Regions from separate parts of the Mus musculus genome. Here region 2 is linked to region 1. Evidence: chromatin loops called from intact Hi-C (ENCODE). Cell type or tissue: gastrocnemius. All regions are shown on one strand. Links, peaks and the distances in the headings refer to the core of each region. The heading gives the core; the rest is flanking DNA.

Region 1 (14,581 bases), core at 4,269-9,268:
TCTATAGAGTGAGTTCCAGGACAGCCAGGGCTATACAGAGAAACCCTGTCTAGAAAAAAACAAACAAAGAGCAACAATCCCCTAGCCCAAGTTGGCAACAAACAGTAGCACATCAAGAGCATTTGCAGTGAGTTAGGAGATCCAAGTTACAGGTCTAGATCATTATACAACATTAGTTTGACAAAAATATGGAGACTGCCTATCGGGTGCCAGGTACAATGATGGTACCATGTTTAGAGACAGGGGGCATCGTCTGTCTCAAAAACAGGGACTGAATTCTAAAGTTCAGCGTTACTTCCCTAGGTCCTGGAGCACAACAAGGCTTAAAGAGGCCCGCTATCTGGGCTGGTGAGATGGCTCAGTGGGTAAGAGCACCCGACTGCTCTTCCGAAGGTCCAGAGTTCAAATCCCAGCAACCACATGGTGGCTCACAACCATCCATAACGAGATCTGACTCCCTCTTCTGGAGTGTCTGAAGACAGCTATAGTGTACTTACAAATAATCAATAAATAAATCTTTAAAAAAAAAAAAAAAAAAAGGCCCGCTATCGCCCGTAGATCAAAATCAAATTTAATTTTGCTATGTCCTATTTCTTTTTTCTGTAATATTCCCCGGACAATCTCTTTACCTGGAAAGGATGCCAGCACTTTAAGACGTTCCAGAAAAGGGTTCAGAAACAGTCTGTATAAGCTCTGTTACGTTGCTGCCGTGACTCTCAGCTCTCTCTCAGTGGTCCAATGGGTGGTTGTCCTCATTTGTTGGGTCTTTCCCAGGTCTGCTGTGGCTTTGCTGCACATGTTTTCCATTCTGGGTCTGCTGCAGATGGAACAGCCTTTACCCTGAGCAGCAATGGTCATCAGGACAGCTAGGAATGGACAGCATAATTTGGCACACTGACTGGAGGCTTGTCTCATACAGATATTCCTAATCTATTAGGTGATACAGGTCACAAGGTCAATTCTGCTCTCAGTGGGAAGATCTAACCCAACCTTGAGAGGTACCCTAAGCATTTGGGAATGGTAATATAGTCAATTATACTGTCTCTGTGGTACTCACCCGCTAAGACGTCTTCTTGCAGTGGCTAGCCCCAGGAGGTTGCAATTTTCATATCAGTAGAAACAATGCCTGTGGGGTTGGAGAGTCTTTTGAAAATGGGCAGAACAGCCGACCATAGTGGCGCACGCCTTTAAGTTCAAGGCCAGCCTGGTCTACAGAGTGAGTTCCAGGACAGCCAGGGCTACACAGAGAAACCCTGTCTCAAAAAACAAAAAACAAAACAAAACAACCCCCCCCCCAAAAAAAAAAGAAAATGGGCAGAACAAATGCTAAGCATCAAGTGGTTCTGGGTTCAAATCCTGACTCTGCTGGCTCTTCTTCAAAATTGAGAGGGACACCTCCTAGTTTTGTGGTAAAGATTAAATAAAGTCTCACAAAGGGTCGATTATGCGGTCCATGAAGAATATTCAATAGGTTATCAGTACGCCTTTATCACTCTCCTCCAGCACAGGAGCTTCCCAAAGGGTCCCACTTAGTTCATTCAACACAAAATCAGCCAACGATGTTATACCTCAGAGCTAATAATTTAACTTCCAAATTTGCACCCAGAGGATCAAGTTATACTACCTGGTTGCCATTTCTCTGCTATGCAGGTTCCATTCATTTTAACACTCCCTAAAATCTGAGTCATTGATGGAGAGGAGATCCCCCTTGAACAGCCACTGACTGACTCTTCCGAGGGCCAACATTTCATCTACGCGATTGCTTACCTCTAATGTAAATACTTCATTCAGGCGGCTCATTGGCTTATGTTTGCTCAGCTGTCTTGGTGCCTTTGTGTCTCTCATTATGTTTTTAATTAGCTCAGTTGATTCTGAGAGTGGAGGTGAGCCAAGGTTTGAAGCAAGTTACAAGGAACAGAGAAGGATTTGTGTGTGCGTGTGTGTATATGTGTGTGTGTGTCTGTGCACATTTGCTATCAGATTAGCAAATAAATTATTTTGGCTATTACTGGTGGTGGTGGACTTGAGTCCAAGATGGCCCTTTCTACAGAAACTGCTTGGCTCCTATAGGATGTGAAAACTAACTTTTGTTTTACCAATAGTCAGAAACTAAAGCCAAGCTATCAGAGGGAAGAATTCAGTTTAAGGAGAGTTTACATAGAGCAATGTGGTCTAGCTCCAGGCGATAGTTATTGCCATTAGCCATGAGTATTTAATGACCTTTTATAAGACTCCTATTTCTGTAGCTTGCCTCTTCTTCTATCTACCCAACCTTTCCCACTTTTGTACAAGGTGTTCTCACCCCACTTGAGTTTTTCTTTATTCCCAAGCTTGCCACTGTCTCTAGATAGCACACTTCTGCTCATTTATTGCCTGAACCCCACCCTTACCTTTCGAGGGGGAAGTTTCCTTTGTCTCTCCAGGCCTACAGCTTCCTGCACCCAATTGAACAGTTTGCCTCATCCCTGTTTCCATGGCACACATACTAGTCTCTGCTGACTTGCATTGAACGAACTGTTTATCTATTCAGGCTTAACTCCTTGATATTTAACGCAATGCCTGGAGTGAGTAGGCACTTGATAAATGACTGCTGACCGCTCTTTAAGTATGCAGAGTGACTAATACTCAAGTGTTGTCATTAAGCAGCTGTAAGCAGTATTAAGAGCTTCCCAGTGGCCACTGTGTAACTTTTTACATTTTACATCTAATACAAGGAATTATGTGTTAGATAAAGATAACCAGGAAATTTGGAAGGCTCTTCAAGAGCTGGAAATGAGAAGGCCTTGCATCACGTTTCTCCCTTCTCCCTCTTGCAAATCTTGGCTCATTTTAAACCTATTTCCCATTTCCCCGAGCCTTTTGTAACAAACAGAGAAAAGGATCAGAAGGAATCTTTCTGTCTAAGTGGCTGTGGAGTCCCACTTGTCAAACACCCTGTCAATCTGTGCTCAATGCTTGGTTTGTAGGGTTCTCACAGCTAGGCAATGGACTGTGTCCTTTTCAGGGAATTTACAATCCACATGAAGCTGGAGAAAGACTAAAAACAATAAACAGCAACACCTTCATCTCTCTGAATCACAATCTGTCTCAATAATCTGTCCCTAGGCTTACCACCTTTTCTCTGAGAGCTGGCCTGCTCCACCCTTCCTTCCCAACCTATCTGTATCTCCCAAGACAGCAAACCACTCTTTCCTATGGGAACTCTCCACCACATATATAGTGAACAGCTGTCTGTGGGGGCTTTGGCTCGATGACGCCTGTGCACAAACTCTTTGGCTAGGTCTCTGTGATTAAAATCTCCAGCTCATAGATACAGTAACAGAGATGGAGAGAAACTAAATTTGATATAGGCAACACATGAAGTTAAGGGATAATAGATTTGTACTTAGGTCTGTCCTTCCAACCTTGGTTTTAAACTTTTCTTCCTTGCAAGGTCCCAGAACCTTTCTTGTTGCTATGGCCATTGCAATCGTGTGTGTGTGTGCTCATGCGCGTGCATGCCTGTGTGTACTTTTCCACCTGTTAATTTTTTTAAATTAATTTTATTGTCTATGTTTAAGGTATACAGTAAAATGTTATGGGATGAAAACCCATGGTGAACAGGTTACTATAGCAAAGCAAATTGACACATCTGTCTTCTTACCATTATTAATTTTTTTTTGTTTCTTTAGCCAGACCAGCTTACCTTCTATCCATAGCAGGAATCCCATATAAAGTACAATTTTATTGGTTCTCCACCTTTTGAATCTCTGTGGCCTCTGGTTCTGTTCCTCAAAGTCAGAGGTTTACCACCTGACCCTAGCAGGTATGTAAATCTGTTTTTTCTCTAATTCTATGCACCCTGTAAGCCAGAATGAATATCTCTGGACGGTATCTCAGAATTCTAAACAGTAAGAAGTCCAGTCCACGACTGATTTATTTATTTATTTATTTATTTATTTAGAGACAGGGTTTCTCTGTGTAGCCTGGAACTCACTTTGTAGACCAGGCTGGCCTCAAACTCAGAAATCTGCCTGCCCCTGCCTCCCAAGTGCTGGGATTAAAGGCGTGCGCCACCACTGCCTGTCCTGTCCATGACTTGTAAGAGGAAGTTGTATTCGTCAGGGTTCTCTAGAATCACAGAACTTATGCAATTCGTCAGGGTTCTCTAGAATCACAGAACTTATGCAACTTAACATATAGAGATATGTTAAGTGAATTTATTGTGATGACTGTGTGTCTGTAATCTAATAACTAACCTGACAATGGGCAGCTGTGCTATGTCTCCAGCAGAAGGTGTGGCCTAGATTAACAGTGTGGATCTGGGACTTGCTCTTTCCCAGGCTGACTTTGAACTCAGAGATCTTCCTTGCCTCAGTCTCCCGGGATTAAAGGCATGTACTACCTTGCCTGGGTGTAAACTTTTCATGGCCACTATGGCTCAAGATCTCCACGCCAAGATCTAGGTCTGAAACTTCTCTTCCAGCCTCAAGATCTGCATCACAGGTGTGCCCTCCAATTCTGATTGTAGTTCATTCCAGATAAAGTTGACAACCAGGAATAGCCATTACAGAGGTAGCCAAAGTGGTTTAGAGCCAAGTCCCTGCTTGTCTTTGTACTTTATCTTCTGGCTGACTCTACTTAAGTGTCTCAGAGAGATTCCTGACTATGGTCTTTTATGATCCTGATCTCCAGGTCAAATCCTGGTGACTCCTGGCTTCAATTTACCCCTCCCACAAACGGAAACAGCTGTATCAGTCTCTCTCTCTCTGTTTTTTGAGACAGGGTTTCTCTGTGTAGCCCTGGCTGTCCTGTAGCTCACTCTGTAGACCAGACTGGCCTTGAACTCAGAAATCCGTCTGCCCCTGCCCCCCAAGTGCTGGGATTAAAGGCGTCTGCCACCACTGCTTGGCTTTGTACCCGTCTCTTTAAGAGCAGCACCCAGGCTGCTTTTTAGTATTCTGTCTCAAGCCTAGGTGGAGGAAGGTGAACTTTGAGATCTGAGAGGCTGGGAAGGCTAGTGTTAATTATGTTCAACTGAGGAGCCACTTGATTGACCAGCCAACCAGGTAATTCTAATTCTCTCTATGAATCTGCGGTAGTCTACCCTTCCCCAGGAAGACTGGCAAGGGGGGTGGTGGGGGTATCCTCTTTGGGACTATGTTCTCCTTGTCATGATGTTATGTAATCAGTTTACTTATGTCTCACTAGACTATGAGTTCTTTGTTTTTGAGACAGAGTCCATGTGGCCCAGGGTGGCCTCAAACTTATCATTCTCTTGCCACAGTTTTCTTAGAGCTGAAGTTATGAGCATGCATCTAGATGAATTATTTTTCTAACTATTTATTGTGGTGTGTGTGTGTACACGTGTATAGCGCACTTACCACAGCATGTGTGTGGAATTGGTTCTTTTCTACTTTACATGGATTCCAGGGATTAGGTTCTGGTTCCAGGCTTGTGGAGTAATCTCCTTTACCTGTTGGGCCATCTTGCTAGCCCCTAGACTGAGTGCTTAAAAATATAAAAGCCCGTGTCTTATTTTCCTGTGTGGTTCTGTCCTAATTTAGGTCATCACCTTGTCCCTGGGTAGTGCCCCCTCTGACTTCCTACCCTGTACTCTAAGCAGAGCATTCACTGTTTAAAGCTCTGGAGAGACTGTCAATAGCCCACAAGATACCCCTCTGTCCTTATCTTTTACCTCTCCCGACCCTCGCTACTTCTAACACTCACAGGGATGTTCTAACCACAATTACATCAAATCCCTTCACTTCTTTCAAACCTCTGATTCAAGTTGCCTTATTATTGTGGCTCACCCAGGCAGCTCTTTTTAAAAGGATTTTCCTTCTAGTGTTCCACACAGCTCTGTCCTGAGTGCTCCTCCCCAATCCCCCAAGGTATCATTCAATGTTTTCTAACATTATTACATAATTCATAATTTTTATCACCTTTCTGCCCATGAGGGAATGATACTTGCCCCTCCACCGGCCTTTTCTGTTCACTGATTAATCTGAAGCACTACAGTAGTGCCTGGTACAATGACTTTTTATGTCTTTGTTGGACAAATGAGTGGATAAACCTTTAGAATTCCCATTGCCAGGAGATGCTTGACAGATGAAAGTGTTCAATGCTCCATGAAGGAATGGAAGGATGGTTTCACACTGTCTTAGCTCAGCAAGGTTGCCAGGGTCAATTCTCTCAGACCTTTGCTTTCTCAATCAACCAAACTCACTGACATCCATCTAACCATCTAATGTCCAAATACTGAGCAACTGCTCTTCACTTGCTGTTCTTGAGGCTGCAGGGAAGAGTACGTGACTTAACGCGGCTTCTGCGCAGCAAATACCTACCAAGTGTAACAGGATAGCACAGATTGTCAACGCTAACAGTTCAGAGGTAGGACCAGGGAAGACCAAAGGGAAAGTCCAAAGTTTACCAGAAGTCTGAACAACCCTACTAAAGGCTCCACCTGTTGATAGTGAGGCCACGACCTGGCCAGCTAACTTGAGATGGAGAGGATGACGCGGCAGGGGTAATGACAAGATGACATGCCTGGGTAGGGAGGGGCCTCGAACCCGGGTTCTTGACATTCCGAAGGACGCGTGTCCCCAAGCAAGGTCCAAAGCGCCCCGGTGGCGGCCGGGAAAATCCGCGCTGGGTGCTTGACGGGGCCGCGCAGAGGCAGAGGCTGGAAGGCGGGGAGGTCACGAGGCGCATTCCTCAGGAGTTGGAATCCCGGGAGTGGGGCCGGGGCCGCCTCGGCCAGCCGCTGTCAAGTCCGAGGCGCAAACACTGCAAGGCGCTCCGCACCGCCCACCGCCGGTTCCCGCTGGCCGCAAGCAGGCAGAGCCGCGGGAGCTCAGAGGCACTACTTGTCCCCGCGGAGGGATCCCTCGCACATCGCGCAGCAACGACGGGGCGGGCCGTGGAGCCGAGGACGCCGGGCCGGGAGCGCTGAGACGTCGCGGGAGGCGGGGGTGGGAGGGAGCGGGTCGGGAAGTAGTTCCGGGTGCGCGGCCCCGGATGTTGGCTGCTCCCGCCGCCGCTGCCGCCGCCGCCGCCACTCTCGGCGCCGCTCCGGGCCTGGGCCGCTCTCTGAGGGCGCCGTTGGGACCTTTCGCGGGGAACGGAGACGCACGCAGCGGCCGGAGGCTCGGCCGGGCCGTCCCGGCCTGCGTAGCCTGAGGTGAGCACGCGTCGCCAGGGTCTCGTCGGGGCTGGGGCGGCGGGCGGGGAGGCGGGGCTGGGGCATCTCCCGGGACGCGGGCGGGGGCTGCCCTGGGCGAGCGGCGCTCGCCGTCCTCGGCGCACGCTCCCTGTGGCCGGCGGTGGGCGCCAGGCTGGGCCGGCCGGGTGGCGGCCCTCCCTCACCCGCGGCGCCACTCCTCAGCTGCCGCTGCCCCTCAGCCCGACGCCGCGCGCGCCCGCCCCTCCCCCAGGTGGGCCCGCGCTGCGGATGCCGGGGCCGCGGAGGACCGCGACAGTCGCGCCCTCGTCGCTCCGTGACCTGCACCTGGTCCGGGCTCGTCCTGTTCCCGGCGCGATGCGGCGTCCCCTCCTCGCCCTCCAGGCGCTATTCTGCCGGGAAGGCGGCCGCTGCCTTGTGGGTCGCGGGTGCCCTGCGGGGCTGAAATGGCTGGGGCGAGGGTCCCACCTTCTCTCCCATCCTGTCCCCGGGCCCTTCTCTGGCATTGGGGGAAAGGCAGCCTTCGCATGCGGACGTGTTGCTGCTGTCCTGCGTGTGTTGCATCCTGCCCACGTGGTAGTGCCCCGTCCCTCCCACTCCCTCCATTTTTTGCAGTTGGTTGAGATGTTTTTTGTTTTTTTTTTTTCCCCCGCCCTGCTTTACTCCCCTCCACCCCGTGATTTCTTCCGGGCAGCGTGGGGAAGGTGTTAAGGTCAGTTTGTTTTGCCGAGGATGACTTGTTTGATGGAAGAATCAAGAGTTGTACTCTTAGGAAATTGAGACTACTAGGGGATCGACCAGATCTTAGTTAATTGACATCTTTTCAGTACCAGTAGCTCTTGCTCTTCTCTACTGCTTAATTCTCCAGAGAGCAGGCGCTTGCAACTGATGTGTTGGTGTGTACGGTTTTCCTTTCTCTATTCTACTTTCTTGTGTCACTGTGGCCTAGTATTTTCTAGTCTGTGTTGATGCAGGGCTCAAGTTGTTGCTACATTTCTGAATGAGTCGTGTCGGGGCGCTCGAAACTGGTGGGCTTCTTTTCACCTTTCACTGTTTATTTGCCTTTAGTTTTTCCTTGTGTTTTGTACCCTAGTGAGAAAGCATGCATGTTCTATTGGGTGTAATATACGTAGATTTTTCTCTAGTAGAAGGACTAGGTAGTCCTGCTTGCTGCTTTTGCAGAAAGTTCTTTATTCCACATCTCTAAAATGCACTAGGTACTATTGGGCTCTGTTTTTTAACACTGTTTTGAAATACATGTCTCCCTCCCCATCTCCCTTTAAGCTCTTTCAGGTTAACATTTACATCTTTCTGTGTTTCGCTCTTGGGAGACCACAGATTGCTCTCTTTACAGTAGCAGTGACAGACGCCTTTCTTTTATTCTTTTTAAAATCATAGTATTTATGGAGAAAACGATAGCTGCTGCTTTATTTTTTTTCCAAGTGATCCCCATTTTTATGATAGGAAGGGCTATGTAGATGTGATTTCATTTTTGAGTGTTTTGTTTTAGGTGAACTTGAAGCTCTTCCCTGTTTGGTTTAATATTGGAATTGAGGTGGGCCGTGTTCTCTGTTGTGGGCTGCTAGGGAGTTTCTCATGCCTTTATTAGGTGTTTTGTGGATGAGGTCAAGATTGTTTATTTTGGCTTTCAGTTTGTTAGTTTGGGTGAAATAAAACTTACTGTTTTGAAGTCACTCTTTCGATGTGAAAATTTCCAATATTCTCCTGTTTTTCAAACTGAAGATTTCCCTTTTTTCATCTTAATTTTAGATAGTCTTAAGTAGACCAGGGTGTCCTTTTATTCAGTGTGGTGAGGGCTGGCCTTGAACTCTTGGTCTTGCCTTCACTTCCCAAGTACTGAAATTACAGACTGTGTTACTACTCTAACTGCCTACATTGTAGTCTAAAATGTATTTTTGATAGTGCCTTTCCCCTATTTATCTGATACAAGTGACAGCACATTCTTCCTTTTTCCTTCTATGTAGAATAATAGTATTGAAATACAGATTCTATCTGTTTTCATTACACTAAGTATGGGTGGGGCAGTGAGAAATAGATGTTCTGCTATTCTCTGAGGCACATTTTTATAGCAGAGCAGTCAGCATTTGTATACTTCTGTAAAATACAGTGCTATGAGCTAAGATTTCAACTTCTGTTGAAAAGGAGTAGAAGTTGTCTCTACTTATGGAGAAGTAGCTTTATACGCACCAGTTCTGTGTATTAAATAACAGCAGACTTATATGTGAAATAGTGCAACCAAATAAGTGGTATGAAAAAGGAATTTTCATAAAAAATAAAAAAGGTGAGGAGGCAAGTGTGTTTAGAAGATTACAGGGACTGTCACAGAGTGTTGCACTGGTGAATAATATGTGTACTTACAAGATTGGCTAGGGTACCTTGGGGAGGATCTGTCAGGACAGATTTGGTTTGGTAGGCTGCTGTATGCTTTTTTTTTTTTTTTTTTTTTTTTGAGACAGGGTTTCTCTGTATAGCCCTGGCTGTCCTGGAACTCACTCTGTAGACCAGGCTGGCCTCGAACTCAGAAATCCGCCTGCCTCTGCCTCCCGAGTGCTGGGATTAAAGGCGTGCGCCACCACGCCCGGCTTGCTGTATGCTTTCTTAAGACAGCGAAACGACGTATCTGAAGAAGGTCTCTATGTCAGCTGAGTGTGCAGGAAATGGGAGCCTGACCAGAGTATTCTTGGAGAGTTTTAGGAATAATAGTCTGACATAAGAAACTGGTTGTGAAATAAAACAATAGCATTTATTGAATGCTTTAAAGCATTCCCACAATTGTTGTAAGCTCTTACATGTATTTACTTTATTAAGTCTTCATCTTAATGTCTTATAATCATGAAGTGACTTAGGTAGGTTCCTACCTATGCATTTGATTATCATTTACAGTGGGTAGTCAGGTGAGCTGTGGATTTGCAGTGATGGGCCTACAGTAAGTGGTAGTAAAACACTTGAGTAAATCTTTTTCAGGGAGGTGGGGGGATATTGTATAGTGGGAAAACCTGGGGAATTGTTTTTTTTTCCTCCTTGAGACAGGGTTTCTCTATAACCCTGGCTGTCTGGAATTCACTCACAAGACCAGAATGGCCTTGAACTCAGAAGTTTGCTCGCCTCTGCATCCCAAGTGCTGGGATTAAAGGCATGCACCACCACTACCCAGCGAATTTGGGGTTTTAAAGTAGGCTAATAGGAAAATAAAGCATTCTGAGAAGAACTGTACTGGCTAGTTTTGTGTCAGCTTGACACAGCTGGAGTTATCACAGAGAAAGGAGCTTCAGTTGAGGAAATGCCTTCATGAGATCCAACTGTAAGGCATTTTCTCAATTAGTGATCAAGGGGGAAAGGCCCCTTGTGGGTGGGACCATCTCTGGGCTGGTAGTCTTGGGTTCTATAAGAGAGCAGGCTGAGCAAGCCAGGTGAAGCAAGCCAGTAAGGAACATCCCTCCATGGCCTCTGCATCAGCTCCTGCTTCCTGACCTGCCTGAGTTCCAGTCCTGACTTCCTTGGTGATGAACAGCAGTATGGAAGTGTAAGCCAAATAAACCCTTTCCTCCCCAACTTGCTTCTTGGTCATGATGTTTGTGCAGGAATAGTAACCCTGACTAAGACAAGAACCAAGAAATAATTTCTGTCACAGAAGCCAAGAATAGGAGGATTTTCTACAAGGTAGTACTGTTGACAATGCTTAATTCAGTTTTAAAAATCACAGACAGTGACCTTAATGCAAAGATGGTTGAACTAGACCAGAAGGAATTTTAAAAGAAAGGTAACAGGTGACAAATTAGGTATTCACAGGATCTGTTGAGATTTTATGCTGGTTAAGATTTCCTCTGGTATTACTATTATTTATCATATCAGAGTTATTCAATGATCAAAAAATGGAGTTTGTCTTTAGAAAAGAAACTAGTGTTCTATGCCTTTTACTCCAGTACTTGGGAAGCAGAGGAGTAGGAGTGTCTCAGTTCCAGGACTCCCATTGAAAAACATCCAGACAAACAAACCAAAAAGAAACTAGTGTTCTGAAGAAAGTTCTGTTTTGTTTCTTTTTCCTTCCTTCTTCCCTCCCTTCCTTCCTTCCTCCCTTCCTCCCTCCCTCCCTTCCTTCCTCCCTCCCCCCTCCCCCTTCCTTCCTTTCTTCCTTTCTCCCTTTCTTTCTTTCTTTTTTTTTTTTTTTTTTTTTTTTGAAACAGGGTCCTGACTGTCCTGGAACCCTCTATGTAGACCAGGCTGGCTTCAAATTCAGAGATCTGTCTTCCTCTGCCCCCTGAGGCCTCAATTAAAGACATTCCCCTTCACACCCGTAAGGATCATACTATTTTACCGTGACAGTCTTTTGTGTCTAATTTTGCCCTTGTTTTAAGGGTTGTTGGTATGTGTTAGTGTCTCAGTCCCTTTTATTGTCAGATATTCTACAGTATGGATATACTATTCTTTTATCCATTCTTAATTCATTTAAACCCTTCACTCTACCAACTTCACTCCACCAACTCTGGCTTGATTTTTAGTTTTATAAACTACTGTGCTCTGCTAGGCATTAGGGATCTAAAGGTAAGCAAGTCATAATTGGTCCTTAAGCATGTATAGGGCTTTATGATTTATGTGTAATTTCATACATCTCGTTTGATTACACAGTAAACTTGTGGTGTAGGGAAAACATCTTTAGGATGAAAAGTTAGTTATATTAGGTGACCTGGCCAGGACTGCACTTGAAATGCTGGAGCAGATGTTATTGTTATTTATTTTTGCCAATTTCACCACTCTTTGCTACTTAAAGCATCCCTATGCAAATTCCTGGAGAATCTAGGGGACTGAGAAGTCCATATCAGTTGGGTAAACCTCATTTTTTTTGCTTTTTAGTGTCTCCTCTTTTGCCAAAAAAAAAAAAAAAAAGTTGTGTCTCGCTGGATGTCCTTGAACTTGGAATGTAGGCAAGGCTGCCCTTGAACTTGAAGTCATTCTCTGCCTCTATTTAGTGTTGGGGTATAGTAAAGGGATGAGCCACCATACTCAACCTGGGAATTACTAAATTCTTATGATGACTCTTTGGGACTTAGAGTGAAGACTTAGCAGAATTTTTTTGTTTGCTCTGTTTAAACAAGAGATTTTATATTTCTGTCCTTTAGAACTTTAACGGTGTTTAATGTAATGAACATTTTGAGATCTTATTTTAGCAACAGTGTTTAGAATACATCCATTATATGATCATTATATGATCTCTGAGTAGTAGATTTTATTATCAGATTTTCACAGATGAAATGGACACTGAAAGGTGAAATATTGCTTATGGGTACTTAGCTAGGGATGGAAGGAACCAAGTTTTGAAGTTTCACTGTCTATTTTCAGAACTCAGAATTAATTACTATACTGTTTTGCTCACTGATTATGAAATAATAAATTGTGTCAAGGAAGAGCAGGGCCAGAATATGAAGATAGGATTTGAATACACTTGGAGAAGAAGTGGAATATTACTTGACATTACACGAGGATTCCTTTTTAATGTGGACCTAAAACAAGGTAGATAGTTAGACTTCAGTGTGTTTTGTTTTGTTTGTCCTGACAGTATCTCAGCTAACAACAACGTACGGAACAGTGCTCTTCACTGGTGATGTTTTCTGTCCTGTAGATTTCCTCATTGACACTGTTCAGAAACTTCAGCTTAAGAGTCAGAACTCAATTCTACCTCTCTGCAGTCTTCTCTTAACTCAGATTTTGTTTCCGTTTTGAACAGTTACCTTTTCAGTCCCACAGGGGGACACCTCTTCTTCCTCAAAACTCAGGAAAACATCACAGTAGCACTTCATAATAACTTTCAAAACATTTGACCATTGTAGGTGGCATAACTGTATTTCAGTGTACAAAAAGAACCGAAGTACAGTGTTTTGGCTAAAGAGATTGTCTTATACTGAAATTGGGAAAGGCATCCGCTGTACAGGATTTTTTGATTTAATAGAATTTGTTATAACCAGATCAGCAAAGCATTATTACTGTGGGCCATCTGTTGGGTTATGGAAATAGCTTTGTTGCAAGAAACCAGATGTTGTACTTATATTTGTAACAGTGGCACTCTACTTATTTTAAGTAACCTTTTGTTGATAGGTACCTTTAGCTGCTATCCTATTTTATATATGAGAATTGAATACTTTTTCAAACTGGTGAATACTCTTGTACAATCAGTTCAAAACAAATGACTCATGGTGCCAAACTTTAATACTACAATAAGAACTTTTACTCTGATACCCAGTTTCTAATACTTTGTAGTGACTTCAGTTGCTTTAAGAATTTTACCATAAATTTAACATGATTTTATTTTGGTGTGATTGGATCTTTATTAACACCACATTGTCTTTATTTTCTGTCTTTAGTGAGTGAAGTACTCAATGACAGATTCAGACTTAATGAAGAGCAACTTTTAGAATATAGTCGACAGGGTTTCTCTGTGTAGCCCTGGCTCTCCTGGAACTCACTTTGTAGACCAGGCTGGCCTCGAACTCAGAAATCCACCTGCCTCTGCCTCCCGAGTGCTGGGATTAAAGGCTTGTGCCATCATGCCCGGCTGACAAACAGCTCAGAGATTGAGGTGCTTGCTGTGCATTTATGAGGACTAGGGTTTGGAATTTAGCACTCATGTAACAAGCCCAGTGTGCTGCATATGCCTTTACTCCAACTTTAAGGGATCAACACCCTCTTCTGGTGTCTGTTTCTACTCACCCACATAGACATGTATATGATGAATACAATAAGTCTAAAAAAAGAAAGAGCTGGTGAGGTAGCTTAGTCAGTAAAGGCACGTGCTGCCAAGCTTGATGGCTTTGGTCCCCAGAACACATGCTGGAAGGAGAGAACCGACTTCCACAAAATGTCCTCTGACCATTGTGTAGGCGTTATGGCATGCCTGTATTCTTCCCCACATGCACACAATAAGTAAGTGTAATAGAATATAGTCCAAGAGAATGTTTAGAGTGATCACCAACTGCCTGTGCTGTTTTTCATTATTTTCAAGTCCTGTGTAGTGGAGAGTCTTGAGCTCATTGAAGAGTTGGCCATTATTTCCTGATGACTGTGTCTAAAGGAGATTTTTCTTAGTCACCTGACTTTCAGTCAAAATTTTCATCTGGAGTACTGTACTGGCTAGTTTTGTGTCAACTTGACACAGCTGGAGTTATCACAGAGAAAGGAGCTTTAGTTGAGGAAATGCCTCCATGAGATCCAGCTGTAAGGCATTTTCTCAATTAGTGATCAAGGGGGAAAGGTCCCTTGTGGGTGGGACCATCTCTGGGCTGGTAGTCTTGGTTCTATAAGAGAGCAGGCTGAGCAAGCCAGGGGAGGCAAGCCAGTAAAGAACATCCCTCCATGGCCTCTGCATCAGCTCCTGCTCCCTGCCCTGCTTGAGTTCCAGTCCTGACT
Region 2 (14,581 bases), core at 5,957-10,956, 120 kb before region 1:
CGGGAACAGTTTCAAGTATCTCCAGTCTGGCAAATCGCACAATCCCCGGGTGTTTGATGTACTTTGGCCTAAAAGTCAAAATTCTGCTATGCGGTCATTTTTGAACGCCATTTTTACAAGTACGAACATATTGCTTAAATTTGTGTCTAACATAGTACCTAACAAGGAACGGAACTTAAACTTTCACATATGGCATATGTGTATACCGCTGTCAAGAAGTTCAAAACTGATTCTTTTCTTTTAATTCTTTTCTATTTTCGAAATACAATAGGTTTGCAACCGTCTCATGTATGCATTTGCATCATTTACTTCACCCATCTCAAGTTCACCCAAGACAGAGAATTTGCAACAGTGCAGAGAAATGGAAACTCTTTACGGGGACTGCTGGGCTGGAGGATGAGAAATGTGCAGCCATGCAAAGCCTTCCTGTAGGGAAGCAGAAGGAGGTGGTCTACAGGTGACAGAATGGTGAAGACATTACAATGCACAGCGTGGACGGGGAAGGGTGAGATGGTTGTGGGGTAAACAGGATAAAGGAGCCGGGTGCTCGGATGGTGAGAGAAGTGGATGGAGTTGAAGGCTGAAAGGCAGAAGGCAACTGACTTGATGATCTCGGATGCTGGTATCCCCAAAGGCCTGCAGAGCTTCATCCGGATGCAAGGTTGCGTGTGACGAAGCTAGTCCCACAGTCCTTTCGCTCGGGCCGCGCGCAGGGCACAACGGTGTCTCTGGGGCCTTTGTGGCTGGGACCTTCGGGGACGGTCAAGAGCACACTTCTCCTGAGCCAACCGTTACCGGGCCGAGCACGCCGAAGCCGGCCAGCACCGCGCGAAGGAGCTCACCGGCGATCCGAAGAGATCTGGAATGTGCACCACGGGAAGAGCAGGTCCGTCCCCGGGCTGAGGTGGGATTTTCCTGCCAGCGCGCAGAAGGAGCAGGGGACTCTCAGCTCCAGCCGCCCAGCCGCTGTCATGGCAACCCCACTCAGCGGGGGACGCGCAGGCGCGACCCGGCGGGAGCCATGGAGACCATGCACGCTTTGGGTGGCCCGGGCCGTTCTTCCTGTGAAGACTGTTGTTACAGCGCACACCATTGGCCTCCAGGAACTACAGACTACCCCATTGGCTCCGGAGACCGCAGTAACCATAACAACAGTGTACAGCGTCTATATAATTCTCAGACTGCGAGTAAACATAGGGTTCTAATTCTCGAATTGTTTCCCTCCAAGTTCAACCTATCTCCTTATATTTGTTTTTCTGTAAGTGACTTCAAAACTTGGATGTGAGAGTCCACGCACATGAGAGTGAGGTAGAATTGAGTTTGGAACCAGCTAGTGTTATACAGTAGATTCCAGTCGGTGCCGCCTAGGCTATAGAATGGAACCTTGCCTTTAAAAAAGAAAAAGAAAAGAGAGGACAGAGAGAGAGAGAGAGAGAGAGAGAGAGAGAGAGAAGAAGAAGAAGAAGAAGGAGAAGGAGAAGGAGAAGGAGAAGGAGGAGAAGAGAAGGAGAAGGAGAAGGAAGGAGAAGGAGAAGGAAGGAGAAGGAGAAGGAGAAGAAGAAAGAGGAGGAGGGGGGGGGGAGGAGGAGGAGGAGGAGGAGGAGGAGGAGGAGAATAGAAAAGAGAAAAGAAAAAAGGCAAGATACTGTGCATATCAGGTCTCAATTTAGGGCCAGAATTTGTCATCACACCTGGAGTACCTAAGGTAAATTTCCACACTTCTGGACTTTTGTGACATGAATTACCACCTCTCTTGGAGCACACAGTTGACATGAACTTTAGGTCTAGTTGGCAAAACTTCCAGAAAACAACAGGCTTCGCCATTGGTACAGTGCTGTAAAAGATGACTTTCCTCTCTACAGCCACAGCCTTGGGTGCTGACTCATCTGCTAGAACTAGGTGACCTTTATGATAATATTCATGAGAGCCCACTTAAGATCATTTAAATCAAGCTTGACCAGAATTACCACGAAGGCTAGAACCCTTAAGAAAGCCTAACTAAGCTAATTGACAATTCTGTTTGGCTTCTTATAGAATGCAAGATAAATATTTTTTTTAAAAAAAGATTTATGTGCATGTAGGTTTACATTGATAAGTTAATGTACATCACAGCTAGAGCCCAAGGAAGCCAAAAGAGGATACCAGATCTCCTGGAACTAGATACAGTCCTTGGGAGCCTCGTGGGTGCTGGGAATGAGTCTTGGTTCAGTAGCCATGTCTTCTTCCAGCCCCAAAGTACTTTAGTGATACAGTTTAGCACAGGCTCAACTTAAATCTTCAGATGTTCTTTTTTCGAGACTCCAGGTGCGTTGTCAAAGCTGGATTTCTGGAGGCTTCTGCTTTTCTGGTATCTAAAACGCCACCTACATTTCTTGATCTTATTCTAGCTGCCAGCCCTTCCTTCTGGATCATGTGGGGGACCATCACCTCAACAGTGTCCCCTATTTTCTGTTTTCTTCCTTGGCCTTGAAAGTGTTTCCCCTCTCTGATCTAAAATGCTCACCTCCATTTCCACCCACTCCCACTGATCAGTTTCATTATCACCTCCTTAGGTAAGGCTCCTTGGTCCTCCGAGCTGGAGCAAATAAACGCCTCGTTTCCCTTTGCAAGTATTTCCTCCTGCTAACACACAAACACACACACACCTGGAACTCCTACCTGGGTGTTTTGAAGCTCTCAGAACAGACCATAAACCGAAGGGAGAAGTCTCTGGTGAGTCCATAAGACAAGTTAGAGATTGTTTGGGGCTTTAATAAAACGATCTTAAGTGGGCTCTCATGAATATTATCATCAAAATCACCTAGTTCTAGCAGATGAGTCAGCACCCAAGGCTGTGCCTGTAGAGAGGAAAGTCATCTTTTACAGCACTGTTCCAGTGGCGAAGCCTGTTGTTTTCTGGAAGTTTTGCCAACTAGACCTAAAGTTCATGACAACTGTGTGCTCCAAGAGATGGTTTCACTCCTGGCTGCAGCAATAAACCGTCTTGTGCTGGAGGCCACAATTCCAAACTTCATTGTTTCTACTTATCTTGCTTGCCACTTCTGTTTATGTCATAACTGAAACTCTGTACTGTCAGGGTACCTTTCCAACTCCATGGCCAGTTGTACTGTAAGCCAGGTTTTGACCCAAGGCCTGCACATGCTAGCCAAGTGCTCAACTACTGAATTTCACCATTAGTCCCTAACTGAAATTTATGTAGAACACTGACTTCTACATAATAACAGCACCCCCCCACCACCACCACAGACACACACACACACACACAACTGTATTTAGGACTACCCTACGTCTCACTTACTGGAGATTTTTCTGCACTAGGTATTCACTCGTACTCTAAAACAGGATAGTGAGAACTTCTTAGGGATAGTGAGTTTCTCAGGGACTCAGTGATCAAATGTTTTGGCCTGATTCTGAGAAAAACGGTAATTGCACCAGCGTACTGAGTGTAAAGTGCCAGACATGAGACCAATGCTCTATTTTTATCCCTACACTGTAGATACATAAACTAAGATTAAGTCAAGGGCCTCATTCATGAATCTAGTAGAATGCCCAGCTGGCTATCTAAACACCACACTTTATCACAGGGTAACAGTTCCCTCAGGGCAGAAGCAATCATTTAACTCCTGCCAGGGTCCAAGTGGAAGGCTGGTTATCTATCCGAAGAACAGCCTTAAAATATTTGAAAAGTATTACCTAAATATGGAATAAATCTAGGCCAAGAGGCAAAAAGTAGATGTAGGGAGGTCTGTGATCTACCTTATCTGCATTACTCCTGTTTTAGTAAAAACGTCTTTCTTCTTAAAAGACCCAGGTTTGATTCCCAGAACCTACATGGAGGCTCACAAGTTCCAGAGGCTCTGATTCCTTCTTCTAGCCTCCAAAGGTACCGCAGACCCATGGTGTATAAACATACATGCAAGCAGAAACACTCAAACACATAAAATAACTAAATTGTAAAAGAAAAAAAAAACAATAACAAAAAACCAGAAACCCGCCCTTTCCAAGTGTCCCTTTGTGGGCACATACTTTATTGCACATAAATTTTTGTACATCCAGTTCCCAAATGAGACGTGCTCATTCATCTTTCAGACCCTCACAGCTCACAAAGGCCCTGGCACATGGTAGGCACTTGATAAACACTTCTTCAGAGCATGACCATTCACGCACCATGACCTTACAGTAGGCCAACACGCAGCGGCTCCTGGCTCATCTGCTCTGCAGGCCACGCAATCCCACAGTCCTCTTTGTGAACTCTTGTTCACTTTCCAGATCCAGGAGAGCGTCCAGTGTTTCACTCTCAGAACTGAAGTCCCAGCAGGCACTTGCCTGCACACCGCGTTTACTATCTCTTCACTGTGTTGATCCTTAACAGAGGATCAATCTTAGTTCCTATCAGTGGTAAGAGCTCTGGTGTTTGATCCTAGAGGAGCATTTCCTTCAGTTTTTGTCACATATAAAAGCTGTGTGTCGAGACCGAAGGTCATCTACTATCTTCTCTTCTATCACCAAGCCTTTTGCCACCTCCTCCTCGGACAGCAGTAACTCTGTCTCCGAGTCTTTGGTTACAATAATCACAAAGGACTTTATTGACTCCAGGATGTTGGCCACCACCACCTGATGCTGGTAAACTTCCAAAGCATTCCGAGCCCGACTGATTATGATGTCCGGGTCTGTCTCCAGCTTAAAGGAAACTACAAACGCTTTAGGAGCCCAGTCTTTGACCAGAGGGGAAAGCATCTTTGGCACCATCTTCATTGTTATCTGTATCCGAAAAAGCAAGCCAAGTTCAGTTAGTTAACACTGGTCAGTCCCTACCAGGGATCCAAGCAACCAAGGACCGACTTTTGACTAAGGTTAGGTGGGCTTTCTTACAGTTTGGAAACTTCTTGCAGCACACCAAATGCCAAAGACTGGGTTCTGTAGATTCGTTTAGGTTCATATTGAAGCCTGAATTCAGAGCCCATCATCTACTTTGCTGCAAAGTATGTTTTCTGAACCAGTCCTGGCCTGCCATTTTCATTACAATTTCTCAAACGTTCCCCTTTATTTTACTATTTTCAAAGACAGTGTTTCACTATGCAGCCCCGGCTAACCTAGAGGTTGGTATATGGGCCAGGTTGGCTTCAAATGCTGATCTTCCCGCCAGTCTCCAGAGGGCTGGGGTTAGAGGTGTGAGCTGCCACCAAGCCTGGAACTTCCTTTTAACTCATTTAAATATTTTTAAGTCTTTGAGGATTTTATAGATTGTATTTTAATCATACTCATCTCTTTTATTTTTTAAAGAAAATCTGAAGATAACTATAATCTGTTCATAAAAATGTTACTTTGAGCCGGGCGTGATGGCGCACACCTTTAATCCCAGCATTTGGGAGGCAGAGTCAGGCGGATTTCTGAGTTCGAGGCCAGCCTGGTCTACAAAGTGAGTTCCAGGACAGCCTGGGCTACAGAGAAACCCTGTCTCAGGGGAAAAAAAAAAGTTACTTTGGCAGGATTCCAATATATTGGGTTTTAAATCTCTCAAGTCTAAAATGTCGTGCTGGTGGGCGTGGCTACTGATTTGATTTGTACTTGGAGGTTTTTTTTTTTTCATTTGTTAACTAAAAGTATTAATACAATAATCACAACAGAGTACTGAGACATGACTGACTTGGTCTTCACTTGATTAAAGTCCCTGCCCTGTTTCCTAAACCTTATACAACCAAAGGGGAATACTAAGTTGTTCTGGATTTTTTTGTTTTTGGTTTTGGTTTTTTTTTTTTGAGACAGGGTTTCTCTGTTTAGCCCTGGCTGTCCTGGAACTCACTCCGTAGACCAGGCTGACCTCGAACTCAGAAATCTGCCTGCCTCTGCCTCCCAAGTGCTGGGATTAAATGTGTGTGCCACCACTGCCTAGTTCATTCTGGATATTTTTAAGGTAGAAAGAAAAAAAAAAGGATAAACTGGAGATCCCAGGATTTTTAAAGAGTATGAGTTCTGCCTGCAAGTGTGCCAGGAATCCCACACAAGCTCCCACTTGATCTCTCTTCTTGGCATTTACCACCTGTGTGCATCAGGGATTCCCCTGCAGACTGAAAGCAATGCCAGCAACTGCCAGTGTACTTCTCTTCCACAATAACACTTGGCACACAGTAGGTACTCTGAAATGTGTAACTTAACTATCCCCAAGGCGCCCCTCAGACAATTTCATCAATAAACACTACTTATATCAGCCAACAAATGTCTATGATTTCCCTCATGTTCCAAGACACCAAATCACCTTCAATTTTCAGCGGTGACACTAAGGTGACACTATCCTCCCCTTCTTCTTCCTGAAAGGACAATAACCCCCACTTATCCCTCTGCTTCCTAGTTCCAAAATACTAGGATATTCTGTACAAACAAAACTTTTTACTTTTATTTATTTACTTTGAGATTTATTTACTCTCTCACTGTGCAGCTCTGGCTGGCCTGTAATTCACTAGGTAGACCAGGCTAGCCTTGAAATGAAGAGCCCATCTGTCCCTGGAGGGCTGCAATGAAAGGGAAGATGCTGCTGCATCCAAACAACGTCTTGTCTTTCCTTCCACCTTTGTGTCTCCAGGCTCCACAGGATAAAGTTCAAGGGTCTTAAGGAATACAAAGGTTGTGTATACCAAGAGGCAAGATGCCTCTTCAGCCTTACCAAAGCACTTTGGTTCACAGAACATTACCCAGTTGCAAACTCCAACTTGTAACTCCACTTAGAATAACCTTCCCCACTTGATCAGGCCCTCTGTCCATCTTTTGATGAGTCATCTCCATCACCCTGACACCCCCGTCTCACTACCCCGGGGATCTGACTGCACTTTGTACATACCTCCACTACAGCATTTATCATTCTGATCTGTGATTATGGCTGGTGTCCAGGCCCTCGCTAGACTGTGAGATCCTTGAGGGCAGTGTCTTATTCATCTCTGTATTCCCAGTGCCTAGCTCATACAGAAGGCTGAAAGGCCATCCAGATCAAGAGGAAAGTAACCCAAGATTGGTTAGAGGGGGTCAGATCTCTGGAAGAGAAGAGCCCATCACCTGCAGTGGGCCACCAGATGAGTGGATCTTGTGTTCAGGCATTTCGGAGACAGGAATATAGAAATCTGACACTGCCGCGGCCAGGTAAAACATCGCAGAAGAGCCTGTGAAGATAAACGGAGTATAAGAAATCGGGGAAGGGCATGGAATCTTTTCTTTAACTCGGGTTCCTTGGCTGTGGGGTAGGCAGCAAGCAATAGGGAAAAGAGGCTAGGGAGAACGGCTCTACAGCCAGGAAAACCTTTGGATTTCCTTGGAACATTCACCTAATGGACTGAGAGCCAGGGCAGCAGCCTGCAGCAGATGCAGATAATCCGCCAAAGTGGTAAACTCTACAGCCAGAAAGGTGCCGGCAGCGGCTGCCTCTTGGTAGCTCTGCAATGCTGCAGCAAAGCCCGGGAGCGCATTCTCTTCGGCCTCCAGACTCAGCTTGCCCGACTGGGCTGGGCCAGAAGGCCGAAGGGCTGACAGCCAGGCCTGGGGCGGGAAGCGGTGGGCATAGGGGAAGGCCGAGCGCGCTCGGTACAAGAACAGGACTCCATAGCCGGCAGCCAGGAAGACCTCCGCCGACGCGGCTCCGCGTCGCCCGCTACTGAAGTTGTCCAGAAAGCGCACGGCTCGCGCTTCCAGGGGGACCTTGGTGCCTCCAGATGTGATCAGCACCACCCGCCGGCCCTGCTCGCCCAGCCTGGCCGCAAAGCGAGCCATAACCTCGGCCCAGCGCGCAGCACCCGCAGGACGCGGCAACTCAGCCACCAGGTCCATTTCCGCCATCTGCACTGTAGTCACCCCACGGTAGAACCACAGCGCCCGGGCACGCCGGGCCGCTGGCGCCACGCCCCCTTCCGGATACCTGGGCTGCGCGCAGCCGCAAATAGTGACTATGGTCATTCCCTTTCCTATGTCCGCCAGTAGGTCCTGATCTCGCTAAGGCTCGAAATGCTTGCCTGTTCTGGGAAAGCCCGTCGGGAAGCGTCTAGAGGAAGAACGTATCTAGAAAATCCAGAAAAATTATGCTTCCTGTGGATTTCCTAGTTTGGAAAACGAAATGGTTGTTTTTGACCTATACCGGCCACCGTATAGTTCTCCCCAGGCTCGGGCTACATGGCAGTCAAGTTCTGGCTATTTAACCTTTGAGATTTAGAGTTTGTGCTCTCCCCTCCCCAATTGTCGCAGTCAGTCCCGCCCCTCCCCCTTGCCCTTGAAATCCCGACGTCCGGGCTGGCCCGTGGTTGTCACGTGACACCTCAGCCTTGCGGATGCTAGCCAGGCAACCGTCCTGGAGACCGACGCCGCCGGCCGCACCATGAACGTGATCTACCCGCTGGCGGTGCCCAAGGGGCGCCGGCTCTCCTGTGAGGTGTGCGAAGCCCCGGCCGAGCGGATGTGCACGGCCTGTACAGTCACTTATTACTGGTAGGCCCTGGAACATGGTGCCTGGTGCCTCTGCTCCCTCCCTGTCTCCCAACACGGGTCTGGCCTCGTGTGTCTGTCCTTTGTGGCCTTTCCTGCCAGGGACCCCACAAGTCCAGAGCAGGCTTGAAGACGCGTGTCTAAGACTTCTGTGGCTTCCTCTGCGTCTTCTCCGGCTCTGCTGGGTTTTTTGCCTGATGTTTTGCGGGGCTCCTACTGTTACTGTGTTGCAAACCCTTCCTGGTGCTGAACATAATGGGGCCATTTCTGTAGATCTCTCCTCTCAAAGCTCAAGGAGAACTCTGAAGACAGAGAAGTAGACAAATGATAATTTCAGGGAGAAATGGCAAGTCAAAGGAAATGGGAGGAGAAATTGGGCAGACAGCTTCTCTCAGAGTAGACGATTGGTCTGAAGTTAAGGAGCTAAAGAGCCGGTGTTCTTGCCCTACAAAGGCACAGGTAGGGTTCTTAAGTAGGGAAGACGTGTTCTTCAGGACTAGAAGAAAGACTATTGGCCAGTGCACAGCTAAGGGAGTTTGAATGTAGGAGAGGTAGTAATTCAAGATGCGAGGGGTTTAAATGTATTCGCATTAACACCATCCCCATCCTTTTTTATAAGAGAGTTTCATGTAGTTGGTCTCAAACTCACTATGTAAGCTAAGAATTGAACTTTTGAACATCGTACCCACACCCCTCAAGGGCCGGAGTTGCAAGTATGTGTTGCCATGCCTGGTTTGTGTAGTACTAGAGAGAGAACTCAAGGCACCGTGCATACTAGACAAACTACCAACTAAGTCACATCCCCTGCCCTAGACTCTATTTTGGGCCTCACAAAACTAGGATACTGACCTTCCAAACTTAACTCATAGCCAAATGACTTGTGTGTGTGTGTGGTTTTTTTAAAGCCTTATTTTTCATTTTACATGCTAAGTTCTGTCACTCCTGAGCCCTGAGACTTCTGAGGAGGGTAACATGGTGACTGGGGCAGTATCTAAAAAAGGTTTCTTTGAAATAAGATTTGAGTATTGAGAGGCCAGTACGGGCTTGCTATGTGAAGACACAGAAGAAGGGTGGGCCGTTCCAGCCATACAGCACTGGTTTGGTTAAAGAGTGAAAGACCTTGGCTGAAACCTAAATGGGAAAGAAAGCTGCGTGAGTCCCAGCCAGTGATTTCCACACAGGGATTCGGTGAATAACTCACAACCTGCATTTATACTGCATAAATAATATGTATTTGTAAGATGCATTTCTTCCTGCAGGCAGCAGCAGTGTGGGACAGGGGAGGGTCACGATGGCAGGCAGCAGCAGTGTGGGACAGGGGAAGGCAGACCCTGCCTTCTCGTTAGATCACAGGATCCTCCCCTTCTCAGACTGTTCCAGGTGCCCTTCCTCCATGTCCTACGTGATACAGCCGTCCTCATTCTTGGCAAGTGAGCATGGGCTGGAGTTCAGCATCCCAGTGCTCAGTAAAACAGCCTGACATTTTTGTGGAATTTCTTCTATTTTCTTCTGTATATTTATGGTATAAACTATGAATTGTGAATATGTTCCAAGGTGATAGATCTTTTAAAAACAGGACATTTATTTATTTAATTGTATTGGTGTGTGTGAGAGAGAGAGAGAGAGAGAGAGAGAGAGAGAGAGAGAGCACAGATCAAAGGACAGCTTTCAGGAGTGAGTTCTCTGTAGCCCAGGCTTTACCACCTTTTTGTTCCCAGAAATAGCGACTCAGACTGAATTATCTTTAGCTTTGTTCCCCAACCATCATGTATCCCAAAAATCCTATTCATTCATCCTATGAGTGCCACATGGCAAGTTACCTCTTCTTCAGTTTGATGCTTCTGTCTCCATCAGCATTCCTGGGCGAATCTCCTTCTCGCTCCTGACTATCCCAAAAATCCTCTATCTGTATCAGAACTTTTACCTCCCTATTTCCTGCCTCAGCTCATAGGCCAAAAGCCTTTTATTGAAGATTTCACACATTGCACAAAAGATTCCCTCTACAGTTCTCTGCTTCAGCATGCAGGTTCGAGCCCAGATCATAAGACTTGCTGGGAAGAAATCTTGCTGGCCTGGAATAAAACATTGTTAAGAAGGATAATTTTATGAAAGTACATATAGAAACATTAGTAGTATATCAGAGAGCTCTTGGTTTATAGTACAGTAGATCATAGCATATAGATAACAGTAATTTGTGATATTTTCCCTTTAATTGAATGTTTGTGATACAAACTTAAAGGCCTTCGCTGGCCAGCAGGGAGAAAATGTCAAGTGGTATTTGATGATAAGAAGCAGTAGGAAACTGGGTGTGGTGGTTCATGCTTGCAATTCTAGCACATGGGAGGCAAAGGCAGGAAGATCACTGTAAATTCAGGGATGGCCTGGGCTAATAGTTCAAGGCAAGCCTGGGCTACAGCGTGAATAGTTTCAGAAAGAAAGGGAAGGAAGGAGAAAGGGAGGGAGGAAATGAAAGGAAGAAGGAAGGAAGGAAGAAGAAAGAGAAGCTTTAGTGGATGGTAGAATGGATGCCTTGCATAAGGGCATCCAGATGGAGGTTAATAAACCCTGATGATGCTTGAATAAAACATGTCGGCCTCATAAACAGCTTAACTGTGCTCCCAGCTCCTCCTTTATATCCTGGCCTGGGGTGAATGTATGGGTGAGACAGCTCAATATTGATGGCACCCAGAAATGTATGAAGAAAGCTGTTTATTTAAAAAGGCAAGCTATGTCAGTTACTGTCAGTGGAACAAAGGTCAGGAAGTTGGATACATTATTTATTACCTTTTCCACCGTTCCCAGTGACTCAGCCTGTCTGTCCCTCTGCTGTGGAATGTGACTGCTTCTGAATCCCAGTGAAGTGTTTTTGTTACTCTGTTTTCAGTAATTCTCTAAGATACCCCCACCATTAAACAAAACAACAAAATCCTTAAAATGCTTTCTATCGCTTCTCTGGTAGTAGTATAGTTTGTAAATTAAATCCTTGGCTGTGTTCCTGTTATCTGGAGGAGGAGGAAGAGAGAGTGGTGGCTGCAGCCATGTAGTTCCCATGGCTGCTTTTGTGCTGCATCCAGAGGCTTGAGTTATTGCACCTGAGACCTTGGAGCTCCGGAAACACACAGTAGTTGTTGTCCGGAAGAAAAACAGAAACACACTGGCCACCTTTCCCCTAGATTATAGTTACCTGTTTTGAAATATGTATAATGTATAATAGATGCGTAGGTGAAAATGTCTCCTTAGCAGTAGAAATGCAAAAGCCAATGATTGCATACCCTCAACCAGAGCCTCAGAGTACACAGAGCTGAACTGACAGGGTCGAAGCAGGGAATGGTCCAGGCAGTAACAGCAGTGGGAAGCTTTAATAGCCCACGTCCAGGAGTGAATAGAACAACTAGGCAGATATTCCTTAAGGAAGTGTAAGACTAGGGCAACTCTGTAAATTAACTAGGTCCAACCAAGTCTGTGGAACACCCTAATAACAGAACGTGCATCTTCTCCAGTGCAATGTTAGGTCATAAATATGGAAGGAATAAAATCACAGAAGGTAGGTTCTGTTATGGTGCAATGAAATCATAACCAGTAACAGAAGGAAGTTTGGTAAGTTTACAATCAGGTCAAAAATAACACTCTTTAAAATCCAGTGGGCCAAAGGGAGACTGAAAAATGCTTTGAGATAAATGAAAAGGAAACAACAACATATACCCATACTTATAGGGTATCATTGATTTTGTAGTTCCTATGAATTTACAGCTGTTAATGTACACAGTAGAAAAGACCTCAGATCAGTAACTTAGTATTCCATCTAAAGAACAAACAAAAAAAATGTATTCATTAACCCATTCATGCATGGCTCTGCATTAGATCAGACATGCTAGGAGAAGGAGCAGAGGGGAATAAAAAGGAGAGTAGGAAAAACTATAGAAAGGATAAGTGAACATCACTTTCTTGAAAAAAAAAAAAATCACAAAGCTAATGAACTTTACCTAGAGGGGCCAGAAAAAGAAGATTCAAATTACTGAAATCAAAACTGAAGTTGATACCATTATTGCCGGCCTTGCAGAAATAAGGGAAATTATAAGAGAACACTCTGAACACTGTATATCAAGAAATCAGATAACCCAGATGAAAAACAGACCCATCCCTAAGAAGCACCAAACAGACATAAGAAGCAATGTCCGACTGGATCCATAACAAGTGATGGAAAACCAAAGCCAGATAACACAGGCTGGTGTATTCTTTCACCTTTAAAGGAAAATGAACACAGATTCTTTAATTTGTTAAAAAGAGGAACAAATAACTCATAATATTCTATATTCTATAAGACCCATATTGTGCCAGGAATAAAACCAAATAAAATATCACAAAATTACAGAATAGTATCCCCAATGAATACAGATGCAAAAGTTCTCAAAATTTTAGCAAACTAAACCTGTCAGCAAATATGAAGGATTCGACATCATAGGCAATTGGGATTTATTTTAGGAGTTCAAGATAGGTTGAATATACATATATCTGTCAATATAAAACACCATACTAGCAGAATAAAACACACACACAGTCTTACTAGATGCAGAAAAACCATTGGGTGAAATCTAGCATCATACTAAACTTGGCAGGGGGTGGGGTGGGAGGAATTCCTGTTACTTACTAAATAAAAATGACACAACACACACAAAAAAAATCCAGAGCTGGTGAAGGCACAGTTGAGCCAGCCCCGCGGGTTGTGGGAGCAGGAGAGCTGGCCCAGCCCCTCACAGGCTGCAGCACTTGGGAGACTGGGGCCTGCACTCTGACTAGGCAGCCCAAGCAGCTGGCTCTGGAGGTGTGGGTGCTGTTGAACCCACCCTGAGGGCATGAGAGCAGAAGAGCTGATCCTGCCACCTTCCTGTGGCAGCTTTGGGTGGCATAGCTGGAGCAGTGCCAGAGAGCTTGCCCTGGTGGTTTGGATAAGGGAGAGCCAGCTCAGCTATTAGCCAGGCCCAGATCCTGGGCTCTGAATTGGCTCACCTCAAAATCTATATCATCTGCAAATGGTTGGAACTCATGAAAGGGCCAGTCCTGCTGTCCCAAAGCTGCAGGATATCCATGACACCGGGCAATAAAAGGATAACCAGGAGGAGTCTGGATGAGAATCCAGTATTGATGGTGTCATAGAAGCCTTCGATCTCAGAACCCAGAGCAATGACTCATTGCAATGAACATTTGCAAGTGAAGATGTGTGGACAGAGGGATATAGTGTGGGACACGCTGTGACATGCTACAGCTTCCGCGAGATGTTTTCTATGTTTTTGTTGTTTGTGTATACGTTTTATTTTGTGGGAATGCTGCAAGGGCAGAGAGTGGATATGAGGGGACAGGGAGATGAGTGGCTCTGGGGTGCATGATGGGAAACTCACAAAGAATCAATAAAAAGTGTTTTAAAAGTCCAGAGCAGCAGAGAATTAACACCATACTTACTGTGGAGGACTGCGAGCTTCTCCATGCATGAGACCTGTGAGCCCACGATGCTGCTTCCACCACTCTTCAATACTGGGGCAGGGGTTCTAGTCAGGACGCAGTTAGACAAGACGATGGAGTGAAAGCCAGCCAAGCTTGGAAAGAGTAACGCAACCTCATTTACAGATGTTATGGCCTCATCGTGATGGCTGACTGTATGCCAGCCTGACTGAAGTAAGGGATGTCGGATAGTTGGTAACACCTTGTTTTGGGGTGTGTTTGTGGGAGAGAAAAGCATTTGTCCTGGGAGACTGAGTCAAGGTCATTCTCACCACAGAGAGTGGGTACCCTGCATTCCACTGATGGTCTAAACCTAGCATGGCACAGGGGTAATTTGCTCTCTTAAGTGCTGGGATATCTGTCTTCTCCTGTTCTTGGCTATCAGCTCGCTAGTTCAGGGGCCTTTGGGCTCTCGACTTAAAACAAGTAGATCCTCTCCTTCCTCCCTAACTGCTAGTCTCAGCCTTCTGTCTCAGTTGAATTACTGCTCTGGCTTTTCTGGTTCTCCAACACAGGAAACATTACAGGTCTTTAAGATTTATTTTTTTTCAAGTGTGTGTGTGTGTGTGTGTGTGTGTGTGTGTGTGTGTGTGTGTGTGTATAGAGCTATGTGCACATGAGAACA

What was found. Peaks named below come from ENCODE experiments on the same cell type or tissue, not always from the same donor. Only the 100,000 strongest peaks of a DNase experiment are listed, where the experiment ranks them.
Region 2: it touches region 1 in a loop (3-fold over the local background); 17 of 42 quality-filtered maps call a loop at or near these places.

The regions. Positions count from the first base shown.
Region 1 is chr4:119,532,684-119,547,264 of GRCm38, forward strand. Frg2f1 (FSHD region gene 2 family member 1) reads right to left here and starts at 6,086. Exons shown (of 4, transcript NM_001004178.1): 1 at 5,925-6,086; 2 at 1,058-1,126; 3 at 630-866. Foxj3 (forkhead box J3) reads left to right here and starts at 6,978. Exons shown (of 13, transcript NM_172699.3): 1 at 6,978-7,162. In gastrocnemius, for the core only: no CTCF peak of the experiment used is centred there; DNase peaks (open chromatin) are centred at 6,877 and 7,311; H3K4me3 peaks cover 2,804 bases; H3K27ac peaks cover 3,143 bases.
Region 2 is chr4:119,414,533-119,429,113 of GRCm38, forward strand. It overlaps Ppcs (phosphopantothenoylcysteine synthetase), which reads right to left and starts at 7,888. Exons shown (of 3, transcript NM_026494.4): 1 at 7,314-7,888; 2 at 7,048-7,151; 3 at 3,995-4,761. The coding sequence starts at 7,821. The coding sequence ends at 4,438. It overlaps Zmynd12 (zinc finger, MYND domain containing 12), which reads left to right and starts at 8,152. Exons shown (of 8, transcript NM_001014900.2): 1 at 8,152-8,463. The coding sequence starts at 8,354. Ccdc30 (coiled-coil domain containing 30) reads right to left here and starts at 989. Exons shown (of 15, transcript NM_029286.2): 1 at 604-989. In gastrocnemius, for the core only: CTCF peaks have their summits at 7,895 (motif pointing left) and 8,109; DNase peaks (open chromatin) are centred at 7,563, 7,888 and 8,266; H3K4me3 peaks cover 2,115 bases; H3K27ac peaks cover 1,682 bases.